Regions from separate parts of the Homo sapiens genome. Here region 2 is linked to region 1. The links are chromatin loops, found by intact Hi-C in ENCODE. Cell type or tissue: IMR-90. All regions are shown on one strand. Each heading gives the region's core, and the rest is flanking DNA. Links, peaks and the distances in the headings are about the cores only.

The links. Hi-C counts contacts between places; a loop is a spot of excess contacts. Peaks named below come from ENCODE experiments on the same cell type or tissue, not always from the same donor. Only the 100,000 strongest peaks of a DNase experiment are listed, where the experiment ranks them.
Region 2: it touches region 1 in a loop (25-fold over the local background); 6 of 110 quality-filtered maps call a loop at or near these places.

What each region holds. Positions count from the first base shown.
Region 1 is chr4:44,756,131-44,764,478 of GRCh38, reverse strand. The region is part of intron 1 of LOC105374439 (a long non-coding RNA gene); the gene reads right to left. All of the region lies in intron 1 of LOC112268465 (a long non-coding RNA gene), which reads left to right. Among named protein-coding and RNA genes, the nearest start is that of GNPDA2, 34 kb to the right of the region's middle. In IMR-90, for the core only: a CTCF peak has its summit at 4,151 (motif pointing left); no DNase peak of the experiment used is centred there.
Region 2 is chr4:46,643,254-46,651,601 of GRCh38, reverse strand. No RefSeq gene overlaps it. Among named protein-coding and RNA genes, the nearest start is that of GABRA2, 260 kb to the right of the region's middle. In IMR-90, for the core only: a CTCF peak has its summit at 3,261 (motif pointing right); a DNase peak (open chromatin) is centred at 3,281.

The DNA of each region.
Region 1 (8,348 bases), core at 1-8,000:
TTGATGTGTTGTACCTTTAACCTTTATTTTTATTTAATTCAAAATATTTTGTAATTTCTCCCATGATTTCTTGAGCCATTAGTCATTTATAAGTATATTGTTTAATTTCCAGTTGAGGTTTTTATAGATAATCATTGATCTTTAATTTATTTTCTATGGTATAGAACATACTCTGTATGATATCAATCTTTTGAAATATATTGAGACATATTTATGACCTGTAGATGGTCTATTTTTGGGAATGTACCACATACACTTGAAAAGAATATATATTCCACAACTTGGACTATATATCCAATTGTAGAGCACTTCATCCAATATGGAATATTGGATGAAGTGCTCTACAATTGATCTTAGCCAAAAGTCTGAGAAGTGATAGACAAAGTCCTCTAAATATTATTAATTAGGTCAAGGCTAAAATTGTGTATATTTTTACTGATTTATATCTAATTGTTCTATCAATTACTCATAGAGCAGTGTCAAATTTTCCAGCTATGTTCATATGTCAGTTTCTCCCATTAGCTCTGTTTATTTTTTTATGTATGTGTTTTCAAGCTCAACTATTAGGGGCATATATAGTTAGAATTGTTATGTCTTCTTGATTCATTGACCCTTTTATCATTATGAAATGATAAAATGGCCCTCTTTCTCTCAGATAATCCTATTTGTCTTGAAATACATCTTATCTGATATTAGTATAATCACATCAGCTCTTTGATGGTTACTATTTGCATGACATATATTTTTCTATTGATTTTCTTTCAATTTGTCTGGGTTTCAGCAACTGAGTTGTTTGTTCTCAATAGCATATTTTAGGTGTTTGTTATAAATAGCATATTTAGGTGTTGTTATAAATAGCATATTTTCAGAACTTTTAAAATCTAGTAGTATAATCTCTGCTTTTTACTGAGTGTCTAGTTTATCTTTGTAAAATGTAATAATACAGTGGAGTTTAGAGGCAACATTTTTAAATGTTTAGATCTAACATTTTATACACCAGAGATTACAAAATTAATTCTTATAACAGTCTACTTACATTTAATCTTATACCACATTACATAAAATGTTAAGAACTTTGCCAGAATATCCTTCCATTTACCCTCCCCTCATGTTCTTTTTGCTATTGTTGTCTTTTATTTTATGCTTTACACCTACATACTACAAGCCCCAAAATCCAAACATATAATATAGCAAATAACTTTTAAGAAATTCAGGGAAAAATAGTCTTTTATATTTACTCTCATTTTACCATTTTTGGAGCTCTTTATTGTTGCCTGTAAATCCAAGTTTATATTTAATGTTATTTCCTTTCATCCTGAATAATTTATTCTACCTTCCTTGTACTCCAGATCATCTTGAATTATTTCAGCTGTTACATATCTGTGAATGTCTATCTGGCTTTTATTTTTTATATAGAATGCTACATATAAAATATTAGATTGACCCTTTTTTTCCCTCTGAGTACCAAAGTTATAATGTCATTGTCTACCCACCTTTGTTTCTCATGAGAAGATGGTGCATTTTGTATTATTTTTCACACTTACAAACTTTATCTAACCCCTACTCCCAACTGCTTCCAAGGTTTCTTTCTTTACTTTTGGTTTTCAGTCATTTGACTATGATGTTCCTAGTGTTATGTGTATATATTATTTTTTTGATGCTTAAGGTATATGTTTCTCTAGGTTGGTGTTTATTCACCAAATCTGGAGAAATTTAGCCATCATTTCTGTTTTTAAAAAATTTCTTTTAACCTTTTTTCAAGACAGGGTCTCACTCTGTTGCCCAGGCTGGAGAGCAATGGTGTGATCATTGCAGCTTCAAACTTCTTGCCAGGCACAAGGGATTCTCCCACCTCAGACTCCTGGGTAGCTAGAACTACAGGTTCATGCCACGACACTTGGCTAATTTTCTTTCTTTCTTTTTTTTTTTTCTTTAAGAGATTAGGTATCATTATGTTGCCTGGGCCAGTCTAGAACTCCTGGTCTCAAGCAGTCCTACCACCTTGGCCTCCCAAAGCTTTGGGATTACAGGCATGAGCCACCATGCCCAGTCTAGATATCATTTCTTTGAATAATGTTCTTATTCATATCTTGTGCTTATTCTTTGTATATTCCAGTTACACACACATTAGTATGATATTATCCTACAATGCACTGAGGTTCCATTCATTTTTTAAATTATTTTTCTCTCTATTCTTCAGATTATATGATTTCTATTAATTTGTCCTCAAATTCACTGACCAATCTTTTCTTCTGCCATCTTCTCTCTGCTATTAAACCTCACCAGTAAATTTTCAAGTAATATTACATTTCAAGTAATATACTTTTAAATAGAATTCTTATTTTTTTCTTTCTTATAACATCCATTTCTCTGCTCAGATTCTTCATCTCTTCAGCATCATTTCCTTTACATCCTTGAACATGCCTATAGTAGCTGAATTTTAAATCTTTGTCTTCCAATTCTATCATCTCCAAGAATGTTTCAATTATGTACTTTTACTTTTAAAAATCAGCCACATTTTCCTGTTTTTTTTTTCCCCCATGTGTAGTAACTTTTAGTTTTATGCTATGCATTATGGATTGTAAAAACTAGACTCCGGATTCTAGAATCTTCCTCTAAAGAGTGCTGATTTGTGGTTAGTAAATAACTAAATTACTATGTATCTTCAACTTGTGTGGGCTTGATTTTATAATTTCTTGGGGAGGATTTGTTTCAGTTTAGCCTAGTCCTGAGGAAATAATCATTATTCCTAAGTCATAGCCCTTCTGGGGTTTCAATTAAAAGCAAATCTCATTTGGAAATATTTAAGTGTCAATTCCCATGATCCTTGTGCTGGGCAGAAATTCAAATCTTTGCTTAGCATTTTCAGCCTACAGGCAGGTTTTCTTTCTATATTCCTTGGAATCTCCACTGTGCATGCACAGTTCTGGTTTATCCAACGATGTGAGAGAAGTTTATATGCAGATTTTGGGTCGTTCCTCTTTTTCAAGTATTTTCCTATTCAATTTCCAGCTGGCTGGCAGTCCTGAACTCTAACTCTAACCACTTAAGCTATGAAAACTGTGGCTTTTTGCTTGAGTTTTACTCCCTGGCACCACAGACAAATATTGTTTATCACTGGCAGATCTGAGGCACAAGATCAGGGACACCTGGCTTAGAACTAGTGCTAGAGAATGAAATAGCACCAGGCTAGAAAATGGAGGGTAAGCATTCATCTGGGAGTGAATCTTTCGTGGCCAAAAGTTAAAGGAAGAGAATCCAGCAGCTCCTAGGCCTGGAATCATTATTCCTACGGATCAATCAGAACCAGATAAGTCAGGGAAAGGCACCAGTCCAATAATAACTTATTAAGCAGAAGTGATCAAAAACACATTAACTTGTTCTAAAATGTTGTAAGAACTTTCCAGGGTATTGATTCCCCCTTGTGTCTTACGTCACTCACTACAAAAGAACACCTTGTAGTAATAGTCATTTGATTATGCTGTCATAAAATATTTTACGTAACCAAAAAAATACTTCCGTTGTTGCTGTCTTACTATTTGTCTATTATGGCTATAAAAGAGTAAAAACATTTTCATTCCCTTTCATCCAAAAACTTTACAATCTAACAGTTAATGAAAGGTACTCTTAGAAAGATAGGATGACAAGGGACTACTGAAATCATGAAACCTGCCACCTTCATTTTACAAAGGGGAAAACTGGAGAGTAAGGGACTAGATCATGTCCCCGGACAGTGAATGATAGAGTCAGATCGGAACCTAGCTCTCCTTCCTGAGTCAACGACCCTGTTCCATCTATTTCACTGCATACTGTCTCCTCCATGATTCCCTGGGGCCCTGGAAAGCATCCAGCCTATAAACTTCCTCAAATTGGCAAAGCATCCTAAAATACATACATGGTTATTTTGGACATAATCACTATTTAGTTATCTCTGAATAAAATCTCGAGAAAAATCAGTAGCTCTACGGAATCACTTAATTTACCAAGGATGGTATTTTAGTCTCTAGGAACATCTATCTAAATTTAGACTTTTCCTGCAGCAATATTTCTTTAAACTGTACACCACGAACCACAAATTATCCAGTTACATCACTTCGCTTTTAAGTCATTGGTTTTTTTAAAAAAAATAGGTAAATAGTGACCCCCAGTGGCAAAACTTGTTAGTATCCGCACACTGTAAAGAATTGAAATAAAATGAGATGCTGGTCAGGACAGTTTTGACTGATTGTAGGATATTAGTGTCCAGTAAACATACCCTAACAAACATTAAAAAAAAGAAAATGACTCTCATGTATTCCTATGGAATATCTCTAAAAGAGAGATGGCAAGTTATTTCTTATTGTGTAATTGAATACTATTGTTTACTTTTACTTGTAGTGCCATTTTTTTTTACTATATTCAAAAATTAATTTGGAAATTGATTTAAAAAGCTATAACCATGAATATAAACTAACATATTCAGAAATAACTGACCTTAAGCTACATTTTTATGTTGGTGCTACTCCGGTAAAATCCAGAACACAATCCGTATATCCAAGCTTGCAGATTGACTCATATGTATTAAGTGAGTGAGAGACCAGTAGGCAATGATTATCTCTTTGCTAAATAAATATTGCCATTCCAGGAGGCATATGCTGAAGCTGTGAAGATTCTCCAAATTCTTAAACATTATTATAGCATATAATTTCCTTCATAAAATGCCATAACTAAATGGAAAAAAAAGTTCTTCACACCCTTATCGATTTCATAAAACAGCTCTAAATTTTTGCACTTATAGAGCTATAAAAATTAATTCTCCCTAGAGTACTCACTGAAATAATTTCATGACCTATATTTTCACATTTTAAGGTAAAATACATAGTGATCTTGCATATGACATACAGTTATGCCATAGGGAATTTAACTGCTTGGTTTCAACACAGCCCGTGCTTCTATTTCATAAGCAGTCATTTTGTGAGACTTCTTTACTTTCTCATTATTTCCTGTTCATCTTCTTTTCAGGTCCACTTTCAACAGAATAAATAGAGTTATTTATCACATATGTGATGAATCAAAAGCACTAAATCCTTGTGCATGTGTGTGTGCATGCGTGCATGTACGTGCATAATTTACAAATATCAATCATCTTCTGGATCTGGTGGAAATTACTTTGAATTATTGCTAGGATTTAAAATATACATCAAAACGTGGACATTTACAGCTAGATGCTCTATTTGAAAATCATATTGTCTATGGAGCCAATAAGATGAGCTCTCATTTAAGGTAACAAGTATCAACATGCTTCTAAAGGAAAATATTAATAACATAAGTGTGAACTTGTGACTGATTTAGAGAAAACAGAAAGCAAGCTAGAGCATAAATGGAAGCTGTTTAAAATTTTTTGTGTGATGTCTGTAAGATATAGAAAAACTAATCCTGACTTTGACAGTAAGCTGTTTACTCTGTTTAGTTCATGAGAACTCCATCTGTCCAAGTTATTTTGCTGCATGAAGAAAGGGACAGGAAATTTGCATGTAAAGACCTATTTACAAATTGATGTAATTTCATTTTAGAAAACTGTGGAAATCTACTACTTGGAGTTTTTAGTTTCTAGACTTCTGTTTCCAACTAAATAGTTTATTTATTGAGTAAATAATCATTAAGATCATTTAGGTTCTCTGGGATGTTAACATAACAAAACAGTGGATAAAATACACTAACAGTTGATTTAACTCTGAGAATATATTCACAATAAATTATCCCACTTTTGATGTTTTTATTTCCCCCACAGGAGCAACATTCAATAAACAAGTCACAGGATTACATAACTGACAAACATCACCAGAATACATAAATATGTTACTATTCCTTTTAGTCTGAAGCTATAGCTACTACATAATATTGAAGTGTATATATTAAATGTTGATTTGGGTGACATTATATTGATTACAACCTTTTATTCAAGAGCATGTCTAAAAGCTTAGCAATAACTAAGATTCATATTAGTAACCTGGAGGCCCTAAAACATTCTTCTATGTGATTAATAAAAGATTAATTATAATGTTTATGTAGTTTTCTGTTAACTAGGTAGCAAAAGTAACAGTAACATGAGGAGTAATAATAGTAATAGCAACAGCAGCTTACATTTATTGAGAAAGATGTGTTCATCATTGTCCTAGTCTTTATATCAATTATGTTGACTAATACAACCTTATGAAGTAGAGATAAGAAAAATAGGTGGTAAGTGGTATAAGGTAGGTGTTCAAGGTGACATAAGTAATAAGTGGTGAAAGTTAAGTGTTCAAGGTCAGACAGATGGCAAGTGGTAGCAATTACATGTCCAAGGTCACAAAGGTATTAACTGGTAGAGGTTTTGTGCCCAAGGTCACATAGACGCTAAGAAGTTAGTTATTCAAGTTGAAATAAAGGTAAAGGTTATTTTCTCTACTGTGGAACAGGTGGAAAGTGACAGAGTTATATGTTCAAGACCACAAAGGTGGTATGTGGTAGGATTTACATATCTGAGGCTATATAGGTGGCAAGTAATAGTCTCTCTAGTCTCAGTTTTATCATCAGTAATCTGCAGTTTTGGTCTGGTTGACTGTGGAAGACACCGCTAGTTGCCCCAAATCTGTCTTTTTTTCTGACACAGTAAGGCAGCTATAGCTGACATGACTGCCTAACGAGGACTTTATTTCCCAGTGCCCCTTGTAGACAGGTGCAGCTTAGTGATTGAGTTCTTACTAATGAAATGTCAGCAGAAGTGACACGTAATTACTTCTGGCCTAGCCTGTAAAACCTTGCACGGAGACCCTGTATCCAGGCTCACTTCACAAGCTGAAAGAAAGTACCTGAACAGGGAAGCTGTTGAGGACAATGGCTTAGGGTTTCACCCAGAAACAAACTAGAAATAAGCCAGTTCTCTAAAGGATTGGCTGGAGCATAGCTGTATGCCAACCTATAATGCTCACCTCAGACTGTAAGATGCAAAAAATGTTTATTTTCTCTAAGCCACTAAACTTGTTTTATTTGTTATATCAGCTGAGCCTTCCCTTAACTAACTTGCAGATGCCTTGAATTCTAAAATGCTGAAGTTTTAAATAATTGAAAAGTTGGTAATGTTATGGTCATAAATTTTAAAACGTATAAAGCAATAAATCATTTGATAAATCTAGAATCCCTAGCACTGACTCCTTTCCATAAGATATTTTATAATATACATCATGTCTGATGTTTAGTTCTCTGGATTCTAATCCTTTGCCTTTCTTTATATCATGGCATCACTTATTATAACTTCAACACCCCCTATCATATTTCCTTAGACTTTAATCCATACTAAAATATTAAGTAAAAACCACAATAAAGAGATCATGGTATTTTGCTACAGATAAGAAATTGTGCCAGATCAGTTTTCCAGCATTTGAACAACTTTATGCTCAGAATCCACGATTAAACTGAAAGAGATTTTCTTTCCATAATACCAATCACCTTTAGTTTTAATGAATATAAAAGAGATGAAAACTGTGAAAATAAATCAATGCATTCTTCCTCAGAAAAGCAGTTTGCAGTAAATAGTATGTTGGATAATTTAAATTATAAAAAATGTTTGATTTTTTTTAAAACAGTCCTGTGGAAATTATTCCAGTTTTGGAAAGATGGGGGCAAGTCTCAGACATGTTGCAAATTAGCTAATAGTAGCAGCTCCATCTTGTTCCATTCACAAGTGTTTCAAAATATCCATTAAGCACCCTATGAATCACGGGTGGGATGGTGTGTCACAAAAATATGTAAAACACAATTCTAACTTTACAGAAGTTTCCAATCTAGTTAGGGAGAGGAAACTAATACATTTGATGTTAAATACAAATGTGAAAGACATTCATCGAAAGAATAGTTCAATACATGCTGAAGTGAATTAGAGAAAAATTCCCAGGACAAAAGCATCTCAATTTTAATTTTGATTGGCAGCTCAAGGACTGTTTCAAAAGTGTGAAGAAACTGGAATGAACAAAGTTAATAAAAATAGTGGGACATTTCCAGGTCAGGAGAAGTAAGGAGGTGGAAATCTGGGCCGGACTAGAACAAAAATAAAGGAAGAAAAGGAAAGATGGTGCTAAATTATTGAAGACTTTGAAATGTAAGTTTAGAATTTGTGTTTGACACCATAGGAAATAAGAATAAATTATATATTTCCAAGAGAGTTGCCTGCTGAAATGTTTTAGAAATATTACTATGAAAGCTTTGTGGGAAATGAACTGAATTGATGAGAAATTGAAGACAAATAGACATCAGTTTCATGGAAATATGAAATACACATGTTGGTAAACCACAATAAGCATCATTGAGGATGTGGAGAAATCATAACCCTT
Region 2 (8,348 bases), core at 188-8,187, 1.9 Mb before region 1:
TTTTCTAATATAAGATCATATCATCAACAAACAGAGATGATTTGACTTTCTTTTTCAACTTGGATGGCCATTATCTCTTTCTGCTGCCTGATTGCTGTAGCAAGGACTTCAACTACACTGTTGATGAGGAGTAGTGAATGTGGGCATCCTTTTCATGTTCCAGTTCTTAGGGGAATTGCTTTCACACTTCCCTGTTCAGCATGATGTTAGGTATGGGTTTGTCTTCTGTGGCTCTTATAGTTTTGAGATCTGTTCCTTTTATGCCTAGTTTGTTGAGGGGTTTTATCATGAAGAATTGCAGAATTTTATCAAATGTGTTTTCTGTATCTATTGAGATGATCATATATTTTTTGCTTTCAACTCTGTTGGTGTAGTGAAAGACATTGTTTGATTTGTGTATGTTGAAGCATTCATTCATCCCTTAAATAAAACTCACTTGCTCGTTATTAACTTTTTTATGTGCTATTGGATTTGGTTCACTAGCATTTTGCTGAGGAGGTTTGCATGTGTGTTCATCAGGGATATTGACCTGCAGTTTTCTTTTGTTGATGTGTCCTTGTCTGGTTTTGGTACCAGGATGATACTGGCCTTGTAGAATGTATTAGGGAGAATTTCCTCCCACTCAATTTTTTGAAACAGTTTCAGTAAGATTGTTACCAGTTCTTCTTTGTACATCTATTAGAAATTGGCTGTGAATCCACCTGGTCTTGGACTTTTTTGGGAGGAGACTTTTTATTACTGACTCAATCTCACTACTCATTATGTGTCTGATCAAGATTTCTGTTTCTTTCTGGTTTGGTTTTGGAAGGTTGTGTGTTTCCAGGAAAGTATTTATTTGCTCTAAGGTTTTTAGTTTGTGGGCATAGGGATGTTTATAGTAGTCTCTGATGATCTTTTGTATTTCTGTGGAATCAGTTATAGTATCTCCTTTATCATTTCTGCTTGGCTTATTTGAATCTTCTCTCATTTTGTTCTTGGTAAATTTAGCTAATGTTCTATCAATTTTGTTTATCATTTCAAAAAAACAACTTTTCATTTTAATGATCCTTTGTAATTTTTCTAGTCTCAATTCCATTTAGTCTTATTGTGTGATCTTTGTTATTTATTTTGTTCTGCTAGCCTTGGGCTTGGTTTGCCCTTGTTTTCCTAGTTCCTTGAGATGCAACATTAGGTTGCAATCTTTCTTTCTTTTCAATGTAGGCAATCAATGCTATAAACTTTCCTCTTAGTACTGTTTTGCTGTATCTCATAGGTTTGATCTGTTATGTCTCCATTTTCATTTGTTTCAAATAATTTTTAATTTCCATCTTAATTTCATCATTGAGCCAAAGATCAATTCATGGGCAAGTTGTTTAATTTTTATGTGTTTTCATAGTGTCAGTAGTTCTGCTTGTTCTTGATTTCTAGTTTTATTTCACTGTCATCCAATAAGATTCTTGATATGATTTAGATATTTAAAAATTTCTTTAGACCTGTTTTATGATTGTTGTCTATCTCCTCTTAGGTGTGGTAGTATTTGTTTTATGAATCTGAGTGCTCTAATTTGGGGTGCATATATGTCAGATTGTTATATCTTCTTGCTTAATTGATCCCTTTATCATTATATGATGTACTTCTTTAACTTTTTTCACTGTTGATGATTTATTCTTGCTTACTTTTGGTTTGCATTTGCATGAAATATCATTTTTTACCCCCTTACCTTGAGTATCTAAGTGCCTTCACCAGTTAGGTGAGTTTCTTGTAAGCAACACTGTGTTGAATTCTTTTTTTTTAAATAAAATCCATTCCTCCAATAATGTATGTAAGGATGCATTTACAGCATTTACTTTCAAGGTTAACATTGATATGTGAGCTTTTGTTCTTGTAATAATGATAGTTGTCACCTAGTTGCTTTGTAGTCTAAATTGTGTTATAAAAATAGTTTCATAAACCCTGTGAGTTATGTTATCTCATATTTTTTATGATGGTGTGAATAACTTTTTGTTTCCATATTTAGAACTCTCTTGGGCATTTCTTGTAGGATCAGTCTAGTGATGACGAATTCCCTAAGCATTTACTCCTCTGAAAACAACTTTATTTCTCTGGCATTTATTACACTTAGTTTGGGTGGATGTAAAATTCTTGGCTGACAGTATTTTTCTTGAAGAAAACTAGCAATAGAACGCCAAACTTTTTTTGACTTGGAAGGTTTCTGCTGAGAAGTTCATTGTTGAGCTAATGGAGATTCTTTTATAGGAGATTAAACCATTTTCCCTTGCTGTTCGTAGAATTTTTTTCTTTCATGTTGACTTTATGAAGTCTGATGAATGCATACCTTGGTAAAGTCCATCTTGCAATGTATCTTTCCAGAGTTCCCTGAGCATCTTATAACTGGATGGATAGATCTGCATCAAGGCTAAGGAAGTTTTCCTGAATTATTTCCTCAAATAAGTTTTTCAAACTTTTTACTACTATTTCACCTTCTCACTCAGGAATTCCTATGACTTGTAGATTTTGGCATTGTACATCATCTCTTTGAAAACTTTATTAAATTTTAAAGTATTTTTCCTTTATTTTTGTCTGTCTTAGTTAATTTGAATGATTTGTCTTCAAGCTCTGAAGTTCTTTCTTCTTGGTCTAGTTCATTGATAAAGCTTTCCACTGTATTTTGTAATCCCTTCGAAGAATTTTTAATTTCCAGAAGTTCTATTTTTTTAATACCTATGGAATTATTTATTCATATGGCAAACTTTTTCTGATCTCTTTGTGTTGGCTGTCTACTTTCTCTTGGGCTTCACTTAGCTTATTTAAAATTAACGTTTTGAATTGTTTATCAAATATTTCAAAGAATTCATTTTGGTTAGCATCTACTGCTGGAGAGCTTGTGTGATCCATTGGGGGTGTTATAACACTATTTTTTCATATACCAGGGTTATTTTTCTGGTTCCTTCTCATTTGGGAAAAGCTATCTCATGATTTTTTAAATTTACTTGTTTTTGGATGGGTTTACTTTCCCCTTTGAGGATACAATTATACTGTATGTTTTGTATGGTTGCTTGGCTTTAGTGTGAGTGCTTTCAGTGGTAAAGGCTCTGTATGTATTCTTTGGGTATAGATAGCCCTTGTGCAGTGGCTTTTTCAAATGCTGGTTTTAGTAGCAATATACTGATGTATGAGTGGACTCACTGCCTTCTGCAGGCCTGAAATTGCAGAGGTCTCAGTAAGCTTGTGTCATTCCTCAGTTCTATGCACTTCTTGCGTTGTGCAGCTCAGCTTCCAGGCCAGTAGGTGGTGCTAACAGGTAAGAGCTGGCTACAGCAGAGGCACATGGGTATATGCTTGATCTCTGTTTACCAGAAGAAGCTGTTTGTTGCCTCAGGCAATGAGCTAACCTGTGGAATGCCTGTGCTCTGAGCTCTCTGCTCAGCTTAACGTGAGGGACAAATGAAGGTGGAACTGGACTGCCAAGCTCACTCTTGTATACCCCAATGGCAAGCACAAATACCATCCCTGATTGTGGTTTTGGGAATAGCTCCTGGTGAAATGTTCTGAGGTCTCTGTAGGGATGGGGAGCTAGCTACCCCAGCTTCATGATCTGGGCAGGCAGTAAAGCAATCAACTTCCCTGTCACAACCCTGTCCTGGGGCTCAAGCTCTCATCTCAGACAGACACTGCAGTCTATCTTTAGGTCACAATTTAGCTGAGAGCTGTGGCGGATGCCTGCCCTGTAGTGCTCCTTCAATATGGCTTTGGTGTGGAACCTCTTTCCTCAGCCCCAGACAGACAGCTTTGTGGCTCACCTGTCCTCCACTACAGGAATCCTGCCATTTCATGTGGAGAGGAGGAAGGGCCCTGTCTTTTGTGCAATCCCAGGTCTGGTGGGCACACCACCAGTGGAGGCACATCCACCCCCTAATATCCCAGGAATGGCCATCCACAGGTGGCCATTGCCTAATCACCCATGGAAGCAGCTACAGCATTTGCAGCAGGGAAGCAGAGGGAAAGCACATCTTCATGTCCATTCCTGAGCACTGGGGTCACTTGCCTGCTGGAGTGGAACCACACTCTTTCCCCATAGAGATGAGCGTAGCACCCACATCTGCACTGGAAAAGATGCAGTTACTATCAGTCCATAAAGGAAGAGTGCTCAGGCACAGGAAAGTTTATGCTCTGGTTTCCATTGGCTCTAGGTGTGCTCCCTTGGCATGCTGCACTTCCCTTTCCCCTAGGAGCAGCATACCACAAGAGCCACACCACCAAGAATCCTGCAGCTACTCTAGGTCCAGCCAGGCCTGTGGGGCTTCAGCAATTTGAGCAGGTGCCAGGGAATGTTTTTCTGGTTCCACTGCCCATGTCGTGCCTTGAACTTGCAAGGGCAGAGGAACTGTCTGATAATTCAGAAACCAGAAGTCTGGCACAGGAGTGAGGGGGGCCAAAAATACCTCTACCTACCCTTTCCTTGGAACACCAAGTCTCTTGGGGTTTGATCTTTGCTAGACTCTTGCCTCCTTCTTTTTCCATACCCTAGCTTCTTTCCATGAGTTTTCTGATGAACTCTGGATTGCTCTCCTTAATATTTTATTTGAGTTTCACTTATTCATCTGTAACTTTGTTCTTCTTTCTGAGGAAAACTGGTATCTGATTGCTCTAGTCAGTCAGCTTGAAGAGAAAGTGTAAAAAAACCACCATTTTTAAAATACATACTTTTTATGGACTCAAGCTCCCAAAGCTATTACAAAGCAATTTGATGGCAAGGTAATAATTGGTCACAATATTAATCACCCTTCTTTTCCCATAACTCCCTTCTGTCTATGTCATTGTCAAATAAACATTCTAAAGCAACCAATGTTGAAGACTGAAACATACCAGTATATTGCTAGAGCAACCAAAATAATCATTTAAGCTTTAAGCATCACTTGCACCCAAACTTCAATTAATTTTTATAGACATACAAAACAAATTATGAACTAAATAGATAGATCTGAGTAATATGCCATTAAATTGAAAATATGTTGAAACTTAAAGTACTGCATCTCTAATGCTTGCCCTCTATAGGGGAGCATTATTACAAATATGACTTAGTTAATTCCTTCAGAATTAATTTCCTTAGTTAAATCCTTCAGAAACTGGCAGGCATAGAAAAGCACAAAAAAAAATATAGAGGAAAAGTTTGTAAATACTTCTTGATATATTTTTACCTTAAAGGAGAAAGTAAGAAGTAGAACTCAGAACTTACAAATCTAAGCAGGAAATAAAAAGAAGGGTAATCATGTGAAGAAAAATAATCTTACACAATTATACTGTGAGCACAGAGATCTGGAGAGAGAAATAGGTGACTGGACAGTCATAGCCAATCAATTAGAAATGGATTTTAAATGTTTTTTTTTCTTTTAAAAAACAAAGTGTCCCACACTTGTGCAATGAAATTAAAGTCCTGCTCAACCCATGCATCTTCAAAAGAATCATATTATGATGTTCAAACTTTCTTCTCTGAATACAGAAGGAATTAAGCACCAAAACAGCTATAAAGTAGAGGAATTGCAGTGTTGATTTAGGGTGGAAGGTAAGGATTCTCCATAAGTAGCTTCACTGCCAAATGCCCTGTGATGGCTTTTAGATAATACCCAGTTATCTAAAGATCAAGTACACCGCTCTTGCATATCTCTTAGCTGCTCACTTGACTGACCCAATGGCCCTGGGAAGGTGTGCCTGGAAGCACTTATCAAAATTAGTTTTGAAGGCACTGGGATGCTAAAGCTCTCCAACTGACACCTCCAGAAATGGATACAAAATAGGTATTATTTGACAGGTGATTCAAATTTGAGAAGGAAAAATTAAAAAAAGAAGTAAATACCCGGCAACATGATAAGTCTTAAGGGAATCCCTTAAGACTTGTAACTTTTGCCTGCTTTACTGACGGTTTTATAGTTAAACATAAGCATTTCAATGCCAGGTACTTCTGTTTAGAATGCCCTGAATTGAATGCTGTCACTCATAAAATCATTATTTGCTGAGCTATTAAAATAGATAATTTAACGAGATTGACATATACTGCTTCTCTGATGTATACCACATTATACAGAAATGGAAAATGCAAACTAAATTTAAGAAGATCTAAAAAATGAGGGTGAATGATGGGATTTAAGGGATACAACAAGAAATATCAGCTTTCTGACACTCCCTACTTAACCGTTTTTTAGAGAAGCTAATGCAGATTATAATGTCAAGTTCTGATCACCATGGCAACATTTATGCATGCAAAAGGCACTCACATGGTTATGAAATTTCTTGATTTCACATTCTGGAATCAGAGTTTAATCAGTTCTCTATCCTACTGGGAATAGGAAAAATAGGGGAAGCATAAAAGAAGTCTGTGTCTACTGACAGTTGCAATCTGTCACTTTCATTTTCCTGAAGGCTAAATAATAAAGACCTTTCTTGGACCAGAGATTGGGATTTCAAGCAAAATTTTATCTGTTTTGCTGGCTCCAGTAAAATGCTGCCACACTTTAATAATATAATAGGAGATAACCCTTAGAAAATGTCAAGGGAATTTTCCTTCCCCTGTTCAGTTAAATTGTTCCATTTTCTCAAAAGTACTGTAGATCTTTAAATTATTAATAGAGTTACTTAGTAAGGGTGAGAATATATTGTGCAAAATACATATAGTCTATCTATTGTAATCTCTATTTTATTTTATCTAATTATCATACATTTTTAGGGTAATTTTTCCTAACTATGTAGTTTGCCAATTAAGGTGGGACCATGAAATATACATAAGAGCAAAGAGGAGGCCACCATGATATTTTGATATCATTAATTATTCAAGAATAGCAGTGATATAGATAAGAGTCTATCATTGTTTTATGTCTGTGAAATACTATAAATCAAATATTTTTTTCTTGTGGCTAGCAGACAAAATATGACATTCCTACCATATCATGAGGCATACCAATTCTAAAGATCTGAATCAAACTAAGCAGGTTTTTAAGAGTTATGCTTTTAGAGAATCCACAAAATGTCACTTACACTTTCAGTTTATACAAATGCACTATGTTCAAACTTGATAATTCTTATCTGCAACTAATAAATTATAATAATAAAATTTTGATTTCAGATATAATTAGACTTATAGAGCAGCCATAACATTTTATTAATATGTAAGTACTAATCATGAGGTTTCTGGAGAACAAGGATGAGTCTTGAAAAAATTTATACTAATTTCTAATTTTCATTTAAGTTTTGGACACCTGCACCCCTCCTTCTTTCTCCTATGACTTGATAATCGCATTTTGTTTATATCATCAGTTTCACTAAACATCATTCAATAATTTAATAATAATAAGACTTCCAATAATGTTACCAAAGAGGATATGTGATTCCTTTCTGAAGGAAACAAATATTAAAATGGATAAAATTGTCCAAAACAATCATTGCAAGGGCTTCAAATAAGCATGGTAGGAAAGAGTGGCCCTTCTTGCTTAGGGCTGCTCCTACTCTCTGCCTCCCTGCAACATGCACTTAGTTAAATTTTCAATAATTATAACTTTATCTTGAAAACAAGGGGCTCTGCTGCCACAAAGGTCAAACTCAATTCTGGATGGAGGGTGAAAACCTGCATCTTTGCTGTCTCAATGTTGCAGTTTGGTTTGTGCAAGCATAAGGCCATAAATTGATGGAGAGTTCCTAAATATGAAAGAACCATAAAGTAAATAAGGTAACTTCTCCACAGGTCACTGGTTGACTGCTAAACCTTGCTTGTGTGAGAGAGACCATGGAAAGATGGGCAAAATGTGAAAGGCAAGGAAGATGGAGAATGGTTTGCAACTCATTCACATGCTACTCTATTAGCAGAGGATGGAAGTCTTGAGACTTACATGGGCACAAACTCTGCCCATCACAGTCAAAGTGCTGAAAGTCAAAGCAAAGAGTGTATTACTTAAGCTACAATTGAAAAACAACTCATCATAAATGCCAACAATGTTAATTATCCCTCATTAGGAACAGTAAGTTAAAAAGGCTGTAGGATGGCATATTCAAAGTTCTAAAAGAAAAAATTTATAAATCAAGATTTTATATTCAGCAAAACAATCTTTTACAAATGAATGCAAAATAAGGACAGCATGAGATAAACAAAAACTGAGATTGGTTTTGTTAGTAGACATCCACTACAAAAAATGTATATAAATAATGTGTGTATATATAAAAACACACAAATATTTGTACCTATAAAGTTAGTAGAAGGGAAGGGTAAGGAAATGAAGCTAATCTGGCTAAAAGTTCCTAGATTTGGCAGGGTGTGGTGGCTCACGCCTGTAATCCCAGCACTTTGGGATGCCAAGGCAAGCAGATCACAAGGTGAGGAGATC